2 separate regions of the Homo sapiens genome follow, and region 2 is linked to region 1. Evidence: chromatin loops called from intact Hi-C (ENCODE). Cell type or tissue: ascending aorta. All regions are shown on one strand. Each heading gives the region's core, and the rest is flanking DNA. Links, peaks and the distances in the headings are about the cores only. Region 1 overlaps ADAMTSL3 (ADAMTS like 3). Region 2 overlaps ADAMTSL3 (ADAMTS like 3).

What was found. Hi-C counts contacts between places; a loop is a spot of excess contacts. Peaks named below come from ENCODE experiments on the same cell type or tissue, not always from the same donor. Only the 100,000 strongest peaks of a DNase experiment are listed, where the experiment ranks them.
Region 2: it touches region 1 in a loop (2.3-fold over the local background); 1 of 110 quality-filtered maps calls a loop at or near these places.

What each region holds. Positions count from the first base shown.
Region 1 is chr15:84,020,957-84,026,344 of GRCh38, reverse strand. ADAMTSL3 (ADAMTS like 3) reads right to left here. Exons shown (of 30, transcript NM_207517.3): 26 at 4,752-4,935; 27 at 909-1,107. Among named protein-coding and RNA genes, the nearest start is that of GOLGA6L4, 210 kb to the left of the region's middle. RefSeq lists an enhancer at 3,752-3,921. In ascending aorta, for the core only: a CTCF peak has its summit at 2,495 (motif pointing right); no DNase peak of the experiment used is centred there.
Region 2 is chr15:83,901,685-83,907,072 of GRCh38, reverse strand. The region is part of intron 15 of ADAMTSL3 (ADAMTS like 3); the gene reads right to left. Among named protein-coding and RNA genes, the nearest start is that of ADAMTSL3, 250 kb to the right of the region's middle. In ascending aorta, for the core only: no CTCF peak of the experiment used is centred there; no DNase peak of the experiment used is centred there; H3K27ac peaks cover 811 bases.

The sequences.
Region 1 (5,388 bases), core at 141-5,140:
TACAGCTTTCCATTTATTTAGATCTTCTTTAGTTTCTTTGAAAAATATTTTGTAGTTTTATATCTTCTATTTTTAAAACAATGTTTTCTCCTATGATTAACTGCCTTTAAATGTTAAAGTCAATCTGGTCCGTTTCTGAGCTCTGATTATACACCATAACCTGTGTCTCTTCTGCACTAATGCTGTACTATTTTACTCATGACAGTTTTGCATCATGCTCTGACATAGGATGAGGAAAGTCTCTCTATACCTCCAATACTTTTTTAAAATAAAAATTTATGTCTTTATTGTCATATTATCTCCCATGTGAATGCCAGAATTATCTTTAATTCCACAAAAAGTTCTACTATGATGTTAATAGGAATTGTATTACGTGCATATATTCATTTAAGGAAATCGACATCTTCGTAGTACTGAGATTTTCCATTCAGGAGTATAATAAGTCTTTTATTTGCTCAACTTTTATGTGTTTCAATAATGTGTTATATTTTTATTTATGGGTTCCTACACATTAAACTTTTTCCTAAGTATTTTTATTATAACATTATCAAAGGTGGCATTTGGGATGAAGATTCTGAGGCTTTTGTGCAGATACCACTAATGTTCCCCTCCTCATTTTCCTGAAGGCTACTTTTATTCTTACTGCCCTAAACTGGTCTAACTTGGAGCTTCTGTTATGGCATCACTGCATTCAAAGAACCCAAACTTGGTTCACTTTTGTACTGGAAGACAGAGATACTATGATTTCTAAATGTAAACCTTGAGGTCAAAGACATACATTCATTTCAGAGACCAGTCAGATTCCTGCCCCCCGCCCCAAAAGTAGTTTATTGGAAACAAGGTGATTATTATCACACTATCTGTGTGGACAGATAGTGCTGTCCACAAACTAGATGTGTTAGCTTTACCCGGTTCCCTGGTTCCCACTGAACACATGGATGACCAAAACATGGTTTTCTTCCCAGAGGCCGGTCTTTAGGGGCACATGCTCTTGGAGACACCACCTGCACAGTTCCATTGGCTTTTGTCCGCTTGCACGTCACCTGCCGACTGTGGTATCCTTCACCGCAAGACACAGAGCACTGTGACCACACACTTGTGAACCACCTAGGAACAAAAACTACAGGACTTTAGTAAGGACTGGTATGCCAGATCTTAGAGGGGGCGTCTCATCAAAGGAAAAAGCTGATCCCAACACCATGGCTATCTTAGGCTGTCACATGTCTCTATGGGAATGGGAAGCAGCACAGATGACTCCCAGCCTTTTTCTCAGACCTTCTTTAACTCGGGAGAAACAGTGTCATCATGTAGAGATGACTACTTTAGGAATGGGGTACAGCTGTCTTCAGGTTTATGAAGAGCTGTTACTTGTGTGGCCCTAGAGGGTAAAGCTGGGGCAAATTTAGGAGGAAATTTCCAAAAGGTGGAGTTCAACTCACTGAAACTAAAATGAAGAAAATATATTTCCAGCATCTAAGTGTTGTTTACCCTGCAAGATACTTACATGTTAGCTTGTATAATTCTCATGTTATTCCCATTCTTGTAGAAAAGAAACGGATGTCCACTGAACTGAATAACTTAGCTATGACCACATGACTAACCTGCCAGCAGAGCTGGGATTGGATTCTAGATTTATCTGACTCTAAAGTTCATGCTTTAATGATTATAGGAGACTGAACTTGGAGCTGGACACCTTTGAGATATTGAGTGCTTTGTCTGTTGGGACAAAGATGCTGTTGGGAGACTGCAGAGCAGGGGTTTCTAACATGATGTCCATGGTTATCCAAGGAAACCACATACTTGGATGGAAAAAGAATTCCGTCTTCATTGTCACTAAGCTCTAACTGAAATTTAATATTTCCTTCAATTATAGAAACATAGGCCACAAGTACAGTAGCATTAATAATACCTGTGATTTTGTTACCAATAGAAATCATAGATATTTACACATTACATTATGACAGGTATCTCAAAATATCATTTATATTCATCACCATATTAAAATTAAAGCACAACTATATCTTGTTATTTTTTGTGTTAATAGAGAAGTAAATCTATATCAGATCTTGTATGTTTGTTTGTTTGTTGTGAGACGGAGTCTCATTCTGTCGCCCAGGCTGGAGTGCAGTGGCGCAACCTCGGCTCACTCCAACCATTGCCTCCCGGGTTCACGCCATTCTCCTGCCTCAGCCTCCCGAGTAGCTGGGACTACAGGTGCCTGCCACCATGGCCGGCTGATTTTTTTGTATTTTTAGTAGGGACGGGGTTTCACCGTGTTAGCCAAGATGTTCTTGATCTCCTGACCTCGTGATCCGCCCGCCTCGGCCTCCCAAAGTGCTGAGATTACAGGCGTGAGCCACTGCGCCCGGCGATATATCAGATCTTTAAAAATATTTCACTAAGTGAACTTCAATATAATTGGTTTCCATTGTAATCAAATGTATTTTATTTTACATATTCAAAAACCTGGTTCTGAGACGGTATCCACAGGCTTCTCCAAACCACCAGAGGGAGCTGTGGCACAGAAATGATGAGAAGCCTTGATGTAGAGGGATCTGGGATTAGATGATCTCTATGGTCTCTTCTAGGTATGAAAGTGTGGGACTGTTTATCCTAGGAGTGTGCAAAGGTTTTAGAATATTCGAGAAACAAGACTGCTGACAGATTTCCCAATGTGGATTCTCTCCGCGTTTTGAAAATCAAGAAATGCCATAAAACAGCTTTCTCAATCAGGTTACTCCAAGTTACTGAAGCATGAGTTTGCTGCTTTCTGAGGGATGACCTTAACATGAGATCTTCCTTTTGAGAATTACAAAGGGTACTGGAAGACCTATCAGTTAGGGTGCCTGCAATATTGATAACCCTCCTAAGAACATGTCCTAAGGAACCTATTTTGCTTTACACTGTGACCCTGCCTCCCACTCTCCTCCAAGGCACTCTTAGAGACTGGATCTAGTGTGGACATCTGCCCAAGGGCAGTGAGCTATATAACATTAAACATTTCTCCAGTTTCTCATCAGTAAAATGTTAGTATCTTCTTCATTGGTTTGTACTCAACAAATGCTTTTTTATTTGTTAATTGTTTTTACTATGGATTTTGGTACTATTTGGTCAACTATCTGCTAGGGTCTGTGTTGTAATCATTCATTCATTGATTTCATAAATATTTATAGGGAGTATATGATGCAGCAGACATTGTGCTAAGTGCTAGGAATAAATTATTGAGCAAAATACCTGTGGATTTACTCCCCATAGAATTTACGGTCTAGTGGGAGAGCAAGACAGACAATTGTGGTAAGAATTATGAAGAATGATAAGGACATATAAAAATCATATAACATAAGGCGTGATTTACTTTGGAGGGCTAAGTTCAGGGATGGTTTCCCTGAGCATGTATTGAGGTATATATAGATGAACAGAAATGATTAAGTGAAGAGAGAGGGGACAGTGTCCTAGGCAGAGGGAGAAGTATGCACAAAGCCTCTGAGTCAGGAAACAGAATAGTATATCTAAGGGACAAAAAAAGACCAGCATGGAAGGAGATCAAATAACCAGTGTGGGAGAGACAAGCGATAAAAGAGATAGCCCAAGGCCCAAATATGAAGGGACTTCAATTCTTCCACTCATTTACTCAGTCAGTCAGCAAATATTTACTAAGCACCTACTATTGCTAGGCACTGTTTCAAACATGAGATAAAAAGATGTACAAGATAGTCACAACCCCAGTGCTGGGAATTTTGGCCTTTGTCCTAAGATAAATGTGTAAATTGCACATGGCATCATTTGCAAAGCAAAAATGTAAAATATATTTTTAGTTGGACACTCAGGATTACAGCTTATTTAAAAATAATTTTTTAAAAGTAGATATATTTACTGAGAACCTCCCAGGTGACAGGTACTGAGTTAGACACTTTATAATCAATTTTTCATTTAATTTTCAAGATCATCTTGTGAAGTCGATATTTTTATTTGCAGAGGTAGAAACCTAATGAAACTAAGAGAACCATCATGATGAATTTGTTTCAAATATCTTTATTCTTAGAGAGTGGACAAAGTACTCCAGAGAGGGAGATAAGAACCAGAAGACTCCTGGAGTAGTCCATGTAAGAAAAAATGACGGCTTGGACTTTAGTGGTAACAGTGGAAATGGACAAGAATGGATGGAAGTGAGAGAAAGAGGGGCATCTAGGATGTAGTCATCAAGATCTGAAATACTGGGGATGGAGTAAGTTTGCTGGAGACCATGAATTTGATTTTGGACATTTAAAAATTACTGATTTGTATTACCTATTGCTTAGAAAGCTTATTAATGGTTTTACCTCCAGGGATCAAGTCTAGAGAACTGTGTTTTTCACTAGTGCCTCTGGTGATTCTGGCCCACTGAATTATCTCCTAAGTAAACCCAAGAAATTAGCCTCACTAAAGTCTTAAAGAACTGACAGGATTGTGTGTGCAGGAAGCAGGTTTGGTTAGTGATTGAGAGCAGGGGCTCTAAAATCAGACTATCACCATTTGAATCCTGGTCCTTATAACTGTATGGCCTAGGGGAGTTTCCCCATCTACGAAACAGGAAATTAACAACATCTACCTCACAGGACACTGTGATCCATGTAAAGCACTTAGCAGGATGCCTAGTATACAGTAAGTGATAAAAAAAACTTAGCTATTGAATTATTATGTCCAAATCACTGCACCTTTCAAAACAAACAAAAACTTGGTGTTGATGAGATACAAAGAGTGACTTCACTTACCTCGCTGGGCAGTCCCGGATGTTACAGGGCTCAAACCCAGCCAGTGGCTTCTGGAGGTGATCACACAGGGCCTCACTCACTTCCTGCCCATTGGCCATCACACACTGGGGTCTCTGAATGCGGGCTCCCAAATGACCACAGGTGGCAGAACAATGTGACCAGTTACCAGGCTCCCAAAAAGGCTCTGCAGAAAGAAAACAAAATATCATGCCAGCCCCAAAAGAGAAATGACGACGAGCTGGAGAAGACATGGCCAAAAACCACCATGAGATGTTTTTTGGTTCTTTAAGTAGCATATGGAGAGAAAGCCATCTCATAGTGCAAGGGAGTCCTCTAAATCTTATTTTCCCTCAACTAATTTACTGTAATAACTGGTGAGAATGGCGGCCAGAATGGGGTCCTTGGACCACAGTCTGGAGAGGGACTATCATCGGCCAGCTGGGTCTGCCAGAAAAATCCCAGAGAGAGAGGAGGCACTCTCAGCAGTGGGCTGCCTCCTCAGTGTTCTCTAACCACAGCCAACAGGACAAGAGAGGAGGGCCTCTCTAGGGGATGCCCTAACGGGTTCAATTTCTCAAAAGTGGATCAGGCAGAGAAATGAAAGATGATTTAGCAGGAGGAACAGGGACTAGGGATT
Region 2 (5,388 bases), core at 182-5,181, 120 kb after region 1:
ACCCAGGCTGGAGTGCAGTGGTGTGATCACGGCTCAATGCAGCCTTGAACTCTGGGGCTCAACCAAGTGAGCCTCTCACCTCAGCCTCCCCAATAGCTGGGACTACAGGTGCCTGCCACTGCACCCAGCTGGTAATTTTAAAACCTACAGATAATACAAATAACACAGAATGACTTCAGATATGTAAAAAGTAAAAGAATAAACAAAATGAGATAAGAAAAATACAAATGAAAATATAGTGGAAGAGCAAAAAAGCAGGTATAAATATTAGGAAAGAATAAACATAATAGACAAAATTATCATATTTGAAAATGACATAGCTATGAAAAGTACTAAAATTAACTGAAAAATTTTGGAAAAAACCAAAACAGTTCAATAAAGTAGCCCATAACTCTGTGTGTGTGTGTGTGTGTGTGTGTGTGTGTGTGTGTGTGTGTGTGTGTGTGTGTGGTGTGTGGCACTATATAAATATATAGATACATATACTAAAATTACCAGTTTTCCCAGAATTCAACCACATTTACTGTTAGCTGCCAGGCACTATGCTAAGCATATTACATGTATTATTTAATATAATTCTCGCCATGACCTTATGCATAAATATCATTATTTTCCTGATTTTACAGATGAGGAAAACTGAGGTATAAAATACTCAGGGGATTCTAAGCCTAAAAACCTGAATAAATGGAGAGACCACATGCCCCTGAATGGGAAGACTCAAAATTAGAAAGATGTTTATTCTCCCCTAATTAATTTAGAAAAAATGCAGTTCTGAGCCAAACGGCTGAAGCAATTTTTTGGGGGGGAAGTTGGAAACAGACAATACAACTCTAAAGTTTTATGTAAGGTTAGGTGAGAACAATCAAGAACATTTTTAAAAGGAATAACAATTACAGAGTACTTGCACAGTTTAATAGAAAAAAGTATTTAAAAGACACAGTAATTCAAATAATATGGTACTGGCACTGGAGTATTATTTGTACAATGACGTCATTTTAAAACCAAAGTGGGTAGTTTACTCAACAGATAGTGCTAGGGGCAGTTGGTTAATTACTTGGAAAAAATTGTTAGATTGAGATTACATATTACATGTGAAAGTAAATTTCCCATGGATCAAAGTTAAGTGCAAAACATGAACCATAAAAAAAACTACAAAATAACATTTAAAAAAAAAAAGATAATCTCCTGATTTTGATGAACGTATGGGGAAAAAGGCAAGCTGGAGTACTGCTGCTGGCGAGAGAAGCCAGCACTGATTTCTCTCTAAAAGGAAATTTGACAGTAGAAATTAAATGCTTATCCCTGGCCCAGAAATTCCACGCCAGAAAATATGTCCAATGAGACAATTAGAGATGTGCAATTTGGAATTCGCTGCAGTTTTATTTATCATTGTGAATAATTGGAAATAAACTGCAGACCACCAGAGGGATCTTTCAAAAATGTAATTGAGATTATGTCACTTTTCTGGTTAAAATCCTTACATGGCTCCCACAGCCTCCTGATAAAGTCCAAGCTCCTTAGTGAACCATGGAAGACCCTCAAGACTTGCTGGCTCCTCCAGCTGCATCCTTGCTGCCATTACTGCTCCCCGGGCCCATCCTCCTCGCCCCTCACCCACCTCAGACCACCTTAGCAACCTGCGTGGCCTACATGGGCCAGTGAGCCTGCACACAAGCCTCTATTCCAAATACCTGACATGCTGCTCTTCTGACATTGTAGGACACTCTAGGATCTCAGTTCATGTACCATCTATTTCCGGAAACCATCCCTGATCCCGAATAACACCATAACGTAATTATAATGCATTGCAACCTTACAATACCATCATGCAGTCACTCACTTCTCTGTCTACTCCATTAGATAAACCCAAGGATGGGTGAAACTTGAATTCAGGACATCTGACACGAAACTGCAGCTCTTTCTAGTCTTACGTGCCATAGAATCACTGTCCACCACTTAATATCTCCAAAACAATTCCTTTATGTTTCTACGCCTGTTTCCTCAGCCCCAAAATGAAAATAAGAATAGCACCTCCTCATAGGGTTGTTGTGAGCATTAAACAACTTAATCCACGTAGAACACTCAGAACAAGGTCTGGCACAAAGCACTCCTCAATATTAGTTGTTGTTATCATTGTTGTTGTTAGAAAAACAGATTCCTGAAATGTCACCTAATTTGACATTAGCAAATATAATCTCCACAAATGGAGAATTTAAGTCAGCAGTGAAGGAAACATACAAGGTGTGCTAACTAAGTCCACCCTATTTCCTTAGTTTTTGTATATGAAAAACGACAGCGAGGGCAACAAGTTTGCTGAAGTGTTAAGAATCCCACAGAAACAAACGAAGAGGCTCCAGGGAGGAATTTTAAAACAACCATGAACCAATGAACCATATCAACTGTCAACACATTCCACAGCTGAAAGCTAAGAAGGTCAGTACTGCAGTTCCCTTGGCTTAGATTTATACACTATAATTTTTATTTTCCTAATTTTAAAAAAAGCAAAAAAGCCTTTTGAACATCCGCTCCCTATGTAAATTCAGAACTCGAGCCATGGTAAACCACAGAGGCAGAAATATTTATCTCCTTCAGGCTGGCTTGGCAGGCTCTACTGGAGGGATGTAAAATACAGCTGCGTTCATCCTCTCCTTCACTGTCAACAAGCAAGCATCCCCAAACCACAAAAGACAGTGGTAATAAAAGGATGCACTGGAAGCTGAGATATGTTGCGGTTTTGTTTGGAAATCGAGGGAATGAATAGAGTCAGAAGTGGTGGCAGGAAAATATAAACTTCACACTAGATGGCCAGGACCAGGCCAGAAACTGCCAGGCAGTGTGAATTATGCAGGAAAATTGCAGAGCGACCACAGAGGGAGAGATGGCAGAAGGTGGGAAGAGGCAGCTGCTTGGGCCAGGGAACAGGTGCTGTCTGCTCAGTCTTCAACACGGGGGAAGAAAGGGTGGTGTCCTTCAGGAGTAAAGAACCTTTTGGCTTTGCTCTGTGAATACGAGGAGGAAGAAACCCCTAGCAAAGTCAGGTGGGGCTGACAGAAAAGGCAGGCTTGGAATGAATATGGGGCCTGAACCTCACTGTAGCTCCTTTTCTTTCTTTCTTTCTTTCTTTTTTCTTTTTTTTTTTTTTTTTTTTTTTTTTTGATGTGGAGTCTGGCACTGTCACCCAGGCTGGAGAGCAGTAGCAGGATCTCAGCTCACTGCAACCTCTGCCTCCCGAGATGAAGCAATTTTCCTGCCTTAGCCTCCCGAGTAGCTGGGACTACAAGCATGTACCACCACACCCGGCTAATTTTTGTATTTTTAGTAGAGACAGGGTTTTACCATGTTGGCCAGCCTGGTCTCGAACTCCTGAGTTCAAGTGATACACCCACCTCAGCCTTCCAAAGTGCTGGGATTATAGGCGTGAGCCACTGCGCCCGGCTGATATCCCCCTTTTCTAATTCAATAAAGTAAACAGTATTTTCTGAACTTTAAAGGGACCTTAGGGACGATCGGATCCAGTGGTTCCCAAACTTGGATATGCCCACTCCCCTGCCAAAGTTACCTGGGGTATTTGTTTAAAATGCTGGTGAATGAAAGAGAGACAGAAAATAGAATAGAGGTTACTAGAGTCTAGTGGGAGGGAGTAGGGAGTTATTGCTGAAGGTGAACAGAGCTTATGTTGGGGGGTGATGAGAAAATTTGAGAGATGGGAGGTGGTGATGGGTGCACAACAATGTGAGTGTGCTTAATGCCACTGAACTGTACACTTTCAAATGGTTAAAATGGTAAGTTTTGTGTTGTGTATCTCTCACCATGATAAAAAAAAAAAAAAAGATCTGGCAGCCGAAAGAAAAAGAAAATGTTGGTGATGGAGCCCCACTCCTACAGTATCTGACTCAGTGGGGCCTGGAAATCACCACATTTTAAAAAGCACCACGGGTGATTCTGATAGAAGTATTGAGGATAGCATTTCAAAAATGGTATTTTGATTATTTTTTAAAGACTTCTTTTTGAGATACATAATTATGAATGAAATGATGTGCTGTCTGTGTTTGCTTCAAAAATGATCAGGGGGTAGTGGCAGTGGTGATGGTTTCGATGAAACAAGGGTGGCCCTGGGTTGATAATTGTTGATACTGGGTTATGAACATGACATGGGGGTTCATTACACTGTTTTCTCCTCTTTTAAATAGGTTTGCAATTTCCTATGATTAAAAAGAAAGTTACAGAAAAAGACTTAACAGGTGGGGCCACTCCCAATTAAGAGGGGAGTGTAATTAAAGAGGAGGCAAGAGGCAGCTTGCTGTGGGCAAGAAACAGCCCGCAAGTCAGTGTGGCTGGAGCATCCCACTCAAGGCAAAAAAAAGGAGGTGGCCAGACATGAGGCTGGGGACCAGGAAAGGTAATACCCTGCCAAGTCCCATTGGGCATATGAACCCACATACATCTTTGAGTGATGGGGAGACATTTGGATATTCTGAACATTGCAAAGAAAGAATTAGACTTGGCCAGGTGCGGTGGCTCACACCTGTAATCCCAGCACTTTGTGGGGCTGAGGCGGGTGGATCACGAGCTCAGGAGATCGAGACCATCCTGGCTAACATGGTGAAACCCTGTCTGTATTAAAAATACAAAAAATTAGCCTGACATGGTGGCACATGCCTGTAATCCCAGCTACTCAGGAGGCTGAGGCAGGAGAATCGCTTGAACCCGGAAGGCGGAGGTTGCAGTGAGCAGAGATCACGCCACTGCACTCCAGCCTGGGCAACAGAGTGAGACTCTGTTTCAACAAAACAAAAAGAATTAGACTTGTGCCCTACCTAGATAGACTACTCTGGTGGCTGTGTTGTGTAGGGGTGGATTTGAGGGAAGCAATTCAGGAGCAAATTAGAAAGCTGTTGTAGGTGTCCTGGGAACTGATTTCAGGACCTGTACAAGGATGGTAGTTTGGATGGAAAGGAGGAGCTGGAACCAAGAAAGATTTTAGTAAATATAGTCGGCACAACTCAGTGGCTAATTACACATCAGAGAAGAATGAGAAGGAGCCAAGAAAGAATCCAGGCTTCTAGTTTGGGGAACTGGACGGACTGCAACCCTATTACCCAAAAGAGGACATACAGAAGCATTATCAACTATCATCTAACTGTGTTTTGAAAGCAAAAGATCTTGGTAGGACCCATCATTCTAGACAAAGGACTCTGTGACCTTCCTTCTGTGACAACTACACACTCTCTCTCTCAAGTGCCTCAAACCCTTTTCTTTCTATAGACTCCTTCCCTTACAGGATTGTAGGTGATCAGAGATGTGAGAAGGTTCCAGCAGCATTTAGCCTAATGCCTTCCTTATACAGTTGGAAGGTCTACAGATATTAACTGACTTGTGCAAAACCAT